Regions from separate parts of the Homo sapiens genome. Here region 1 is linked to region 2. The links are chromatin contacts, found by Hi-C in ENCODE. All regions are on one chromosome and are shown on one strand. The core of a region is the stretch at or near the end of the contact, and the rest is flanking DNA. Distances in the headings are between cores, read along the strand shown. Region 1 holds the start of JAKMIP1 (janus kinase and microtubule interacting protein 1). Region 2 holds the start of MRFAP1 (Morf4 family associated protein 1).

The links. Hi-C counts contacts between places; a loop is a spot of excess contacts on that map. Pooled maps may share reads with other maps.
Region 1: a loop to region 2 is called in a pooled map, with 15 times the contacts of the local background. The contact joins the promoter of JAKMIP1 here to the promoter of MRFAP1 in region 2. A Hi-C loop is called at or near these places in 6 of 37 single-sample maps with no recorded cell type and 8 of 50 pooled maps.

What each region holds. Positions count from the first base shown.
Region 1 is chr4:6,199,171-6,201,870 of GRCh38, forward strand. It overlaps JAKMIP1 (janus kinase and microtubule interacting protein 1), which reads right to left and starts at 1,379. Exons shown (of 21, transcript NM_001099433.2): 1 at 1,083-1,379. It overlaps JAKMIP1-DT (JAKMIP1 divergent transcript), which reads left to right and starts at 1,563. Exons shown (of 4, transcript NR_037863.1): 1 at 1,563-1,769. RefSeq lists silencers at 415-764, 1,035-1,794.
Region 2 is chr4:6,639,373-6,642,072 of GRCh38, forward strand. MRFAP1 (Morf4 family associated protein 1) reads left to right here and starts at 1,313. Exons shown (of 2, transcript NM_033296.3): 1 at 1,313-1,886; 2 at 2,358-2,700. The coding sequence starts at 1,491. The coding sequence ends at 1,874. It overlaps LOC124900653 (a long non-coding RNA gene), which reads right to left and starts at 1,249. Exons shown (of 2, transcript XR_007058007.1): 1 at 1,148-1,249. RefSeq lists an enhancer at 1-307 and a silencer at 2,281-2,350.

The sequences.
Region 1 (2,700 bases), core at 129-2,628, 440 kb before region 2:
TGTGCGCAGATGGGGCGGGCGGCGGAGGAGGGCTGGCGGTTAGATACAGTATCGCTGGAGCTCAGAGAGCCGGGCAGAGGCTGGCGGAGAGCCGAGGCTGGCCCAGCCTTCAGGAGACCGGCGAGCTGGGGTGTGTGGGAGCGGGATGCTTCTAAGGCGAAAAGAAGCGCCAGCCTCGTAAGCGGCCTCTATCTGGGCTGCCCAGGCCGGATGCTCAGGAGCCCACAGCAGGGGGGATGGAGCGAAGGACCGAGGGGCTGGGAGGCGAGGCCGCAGCGCACTGACGCAGGCCAGCGAGGCCGCTGGCCCCGACGCAGGGCGCCCGGCAAGGTGTCTGGCACCACGAGAGTCAATCCTTGCGCGCCATCTCCGGAGGCCAGTGCGCCCAGGGCGCGCCGGCCCGGCAGGAGGGTGGGTGCCAGCCTTTCTTCCCATCTCTCGAGCCTCCTCCCCGGCGCCCACGTGGGCGGAGCAGCGCGAGGGTGTGCGTGGCAGGGGCCGCGGCGGCGTGTGCCGTGCGTGGGGTGGGGTGCGGGCTGGGCGGCCTCGCCTTCGGGCCCCGCGCCGCCGGGGCGCGGCCCCCAGCTCCATCTTCTTTGCCACCTGGGCGGAGATCTGGGGGACTGTGACCTACCCTGCGGAAGACACGGAGGGGACGGGCCGGCCACACCCCCCGCGCCACTCCGGCAGGCACCGGGTGGGTCCCCCTCCCGCTCCTTGGCTTGAGGGCGGAATCCGGAGAAGAGTGGAAATAGGGGTGGCGTGAAGGAGAGCTGGGGGCTGGGGGCGGGACCGGGAGGGGGTGTTGGGGGAAGCGACGCAGCGGCTGGGAGATTTTGCAAGGGGGTCTGAAGAGGAGTGGGGGATGGGTATGGAAGGGTGGGGGACCACTGAGGTGGGATGCGAGAGTGGAAGGGGGACCCAGAGGGGGCGCGATGGCCGGAGGAGGGGGAGATGGACGATGGGGCGGGGCGGCACCGGTCGCCGCGTCCCTTGCCGCCAGGTCCGCCCCTCGGTCGCCGGGTCCACGGGTTCCCTCTGGCCAGCGCTCGCCTCCCGCCCCCCGGCGCACCTGTACCCACCTGCTCGGCGCTCAGGCCCGAGCCGGGCAGCAGCAGCGGACGTAGCGAGCGCAGCCCCGCGCCGCATCCTCCGGCCGCCCCCTCCCCGCTGCGAGCTTACGCCGCTGTCGCCGCCGCCACCGCCTTAAAAAGGACAAAACGGAACAGAAAATGAATGCATGCACAAAAAAAATCGTAAAAAGCAATTGAGGAGGATGGCAGTCGCGCGCGCGGCTCGGCGGGGCGGGAGTCGAGAGGCCGCGGCACTGGTGGCCGCGATCCGGGCAGGCGGCCGGCGCGTGCCGCACGCGGGTGGCTGCAGCTCCCTCGGTCGCCCGCGCCCGGCTCAGGCACGGCACCGCCCCTCCCCCCGGGGAGCCCCTCCGATTGGTCTGTCTTCCTGCCAGTCAGGCAGGAGGGCGCGGCGCCCGCCCCGCCCCGCCCCCGCCCCCGCCCCGGGCAGATGCCGGGAGCTCTCCTGCCGCCGTGGGAGGGGGAGCTGAGCTGCCGGAGCGTGCGCACTGGGCCAGCGGGCGGCCGGGGCAGGGCTGGGGTCCCGGCGCTGAGCGCCCCCAGCCGCGCCGGGCAGCCTGGCGCCTCGCTGAGTCGGAGCAACCCCCGGCAGGAGCTTTCAGGCTCTGGTCAAGCCTCGGGACCCGGGAAGCTATCCCTGCCCTCGGGGGCTCGAGCCTGGAGTGGGGCTTGCAGGTAAAGCGGGGCTGGGGCCGTCCTGGCCGTCAGTGGTCAGGAAGACGCAGCGACCCCGGAGATCCATGTCCCCCTCTGTACGCATGAGAGGTCTGAAGGTCAGAGGTTAAAGCGCACGCTAACGGCGGCAGAGCCAGCAAGCGGCAGAGCTGGGCGGATGCCAGCCTAGGGAGCCTCCCCCCACCAGCCCAGGCTGCCCCCAGCAAAGCCACATCAGCAGGTCATAGCCAAATGAAAGATGTGCTGTCGAGCTGAGACTTGGGAGGGGCAGGACTCAGCTGGGCAAACATTCATTCAGTGTCATTAGACAAATATTTATTGAGCACTTGCTGTGTGCCAGGTAGTCACTAAGATGTGGGGACACCACAGTGAACAGCAGAGAGGAAGCGGCTGCCCACCAGAGCTTACTTTCTAGCAAGGAGAAGGCAGGGAAGAGCACCCACCAAAGGGAGCAGCATGGGGGAACACCCTGACTGCTGTGAACGGGACATATTTGAGAATCTGATAAAAGTATCTGGGCCACAGAATGGTGAGAGGGAGTGTGTGGAAGATGGGGGGCGGGGGCACAGAGGGGCAGCACTTGCAAGGTCTTGCAGGCTGGCGAGAGTTTGGAGACTGTCTCACCTGGAAGGTGGTCCCATGGACCATTGTCAGATTGATATTTTTTAAAGTGCATCAGTCAGGATAAGCTATGTTAGCCACAGTAACAACCAAACCCAAATCTCCCTGGTGTGTCTTGCCCACATCATACATCCTGCCTCGGTCAATGGGGCTCTGTTCATCAGAGTGGTTGGGAGCCCAAGCTGCTGGGGCTGTCTGCCAGCCGAGCACCCACATGGTGCAGCAATGTGAATGAAAGGTGACAATTATGCTGGCTTTGAAGGCTTCCTCCCCGAAGGGACTCTCGTCACTTCTGCTCACGTTTCATTGG
Region 2 (2,700 bases), core at 63-2,562:
AGACACCCAGACCCTTCTGACTGTCATCCAAGGAAGAAGGAAAACTACTCTTTAAAAAGGCAGAAAGGGCCAGGCGCACGGCTCATGCCTGTAATCTCTGCACTTTGGGAGGCCCGAAGTGGAAGGATCACTTGAGGCCAGAAGATCAAGGCTGCAGTGAGCCATGATCCCACCACTGGACTCCAGCCTGGGCGACAGACCGAGACCCTGCCTCAATAAAAAAAAAAAACTTTTTAAATAATAATAAGTAAATAAGGCCCGGCACGGTGGCTTACGCCTGTAATCCCAGCACTTTGGGAGGCCGAGGTGGATGGATCACGAGGTCAGGAGATCGAGACCATCCTGGCTAACACGGTGAAACCCCGTCTCTACTAAAAATACAAAAAATTAGCCGGGTGCGGTGGCAGGCGCCTGTAGTCCCAGCTACTCGCGAGGCTGAGGCAGGAGAATGGTGTGAACCCCGGAGGTGGAGTTTGCAGTGAGCCGAGATCGTGCCACTGCACTCCAGCCTGGGCGATAGAGCCAGACTCTGTCTCCAAAAAAAAAAAAAAAAAAAGTAAATAAAACGGCTGAGGGGACTCAGGTCCCCCTGCGTGAAAGGAAGGGGCTTTAAGCGTCCACCTGGGGTAGCTGCATTATCACGTAGGATCCTCCTCTTCTAGTGTGGAAGGCCCTTTTTAATTTTCATTTATATTTTATTTATTTATTTTGCGACGGAGTCTCACTCTGATGCACAGGCTGGAGAGCAGTGGCGCGATATGGGCTCACTGCAACCTCCGCCTCCCGTTTTCAAACGATTGTCTCAGCCTCCCAAGCAGCTGGGGTTACACGCGTGCAACACGACGCCCGGCTAATTTTTGTATTTTTGGTAGAGACGGGGTCTCGCCATGTCGGCCAGGCTGGTCTCGAATTCCTGACCTCAAGCCATCCACCCACCTCGCCTCCCAACGTGCTGAGATTACAGGCGTGAGCCACCGCGCCTGGGAAGTGCGGGAGGCCTTTTTAAAAAATGTAAACTCGCGTGCTCAAGAAGCCCTATCGGAGGGAAACACCCAGAAGAGGCCACCCTCCAAACACAGGGTAAAACAGGGGTGACGCACAGAGGTAACGGGAAAGCAGGAACGAGCGAGAGCGTGCGGTCCCGTACCTGCGCGTGCCTGCGTGCGCGTCCGTGCGGCCGCGACGCCGCCGCCGGTGCCTCTCTTTCTAGACGTGCGCGCGCCCGCAGCTCGCCCCCCTGACCGTAAAGAGGCCCGGCTGTGTCGTGAAAGGGGCCGCAACGCGCAGAGCGCTGGTTGACGGCCGGGACTCCATTTTGTTCGCCGTTACTCTGCGCGTAAGTCGCTTGTCCGTGGCTTCTCTGAGAAGAAAAGTTGAAAAAGGGTAAAAGTTTTCAGGAATATTCGGGCTCTCTATTGCTAAGCATAGCGAGTGTCGGTTTTCTCTCTCCAACAGACATCGCTATTGCGGTTCCGAGGCAGTGGGAAGAGATGCGGCCCCTGGACATCGTCGAGCTGGCGGAACCGGAGGAAGTGGAGGTGCTGGAGCCCGAGGAGGATTTCGAGCAGTTTCTGCTCCCGGTCATCAACGAGATGCGCGAGGACATCGCGTCGCTGACGCGCGAGCACGGGCGGGCGTACCTGCGGAACCGGAGCAAGCTGTGGGAGATGGACAATATGCTCATCCAGATCAAAACGCAGGTGGAGGCCTCGGAGGAGAGCGCCCTCAACCACCTCCAGAACCCGGGCGACGCGGCCGAGGGCCGGGCGGCCAAGAGGTGCGAGAAGGCCGAGGAGAAGGCCAAGGAGATTGCGAAGATGGCAGAGATGCTGGTGGAGCTGGTCCGGCGGATAGAGAAGAGCGAGTCGTCGTGAGCGCGGTCGGCGGTAAGTCGGGCACCCGCGCCAGGCCGAGGAGCGGCCCCAGCTTGGCCGCTCTTCGAGAGCGATGATTTCATCGAGATGCACCGGAATCGGGGGTGGGGCGGGAGAATAAAGGCGTGCTCGGGTCAGGGCCGATCTGGGCCCCGTCTTCGTGTTTTGTTTTTTGACGGTGGCGGCGTGGGATAATCAGAGTGGCCGGGTTTGGGCGTGATGCGTGTTCAGTGGAAGGGTCATAAATCTCAGAGTCGCCAAGGAAACAGAAACGGACAAGGTCCCGGGCCGTCCAGCAAGCGGGGGTGGAAATAGAGGATTTTCGGGGAAGACGTTGGACAAGTCAACGTTGCTAGAGACTGGAGTGAGTCAGGTGGTGGCCAGAAGAGGTGGCGTCCTGCACAGTGGCGTTCGTGAGGGTTTGGGGGTCGTTGTGCCTGGGATTAACCTCTCGATGATGAATTTCTTCCCATTGTGCTTTAGGTTTCCAGCCAATGGATTCTGGTCAACTGGTGGAGATTGGCTGACACCCTGGAGAAGCCGAAACCAGAGAGCCTTTTGTTTTCTCTTTTTTCCTGTCTATGCTCTGTCTCACTTAACACTACGTTTTCTGCTATGGTCTGTGGTTGATGACCTCAATATGAGTTTCGATTGTTAACGTGTTTTTGTTTGGGAAGTAATTTTGTTTGAAAATGCTCTCACATACAGGAATTAGGGCCTAGATTGTAAGCTCTTGCAGCAGTCACATTTGTTCCCGGGCTTTGGTGGTTATTTCTAAATTTTTGAGGTGCTTTGCTATTTCTTGTGTGACCTGATAGCTCCCTGG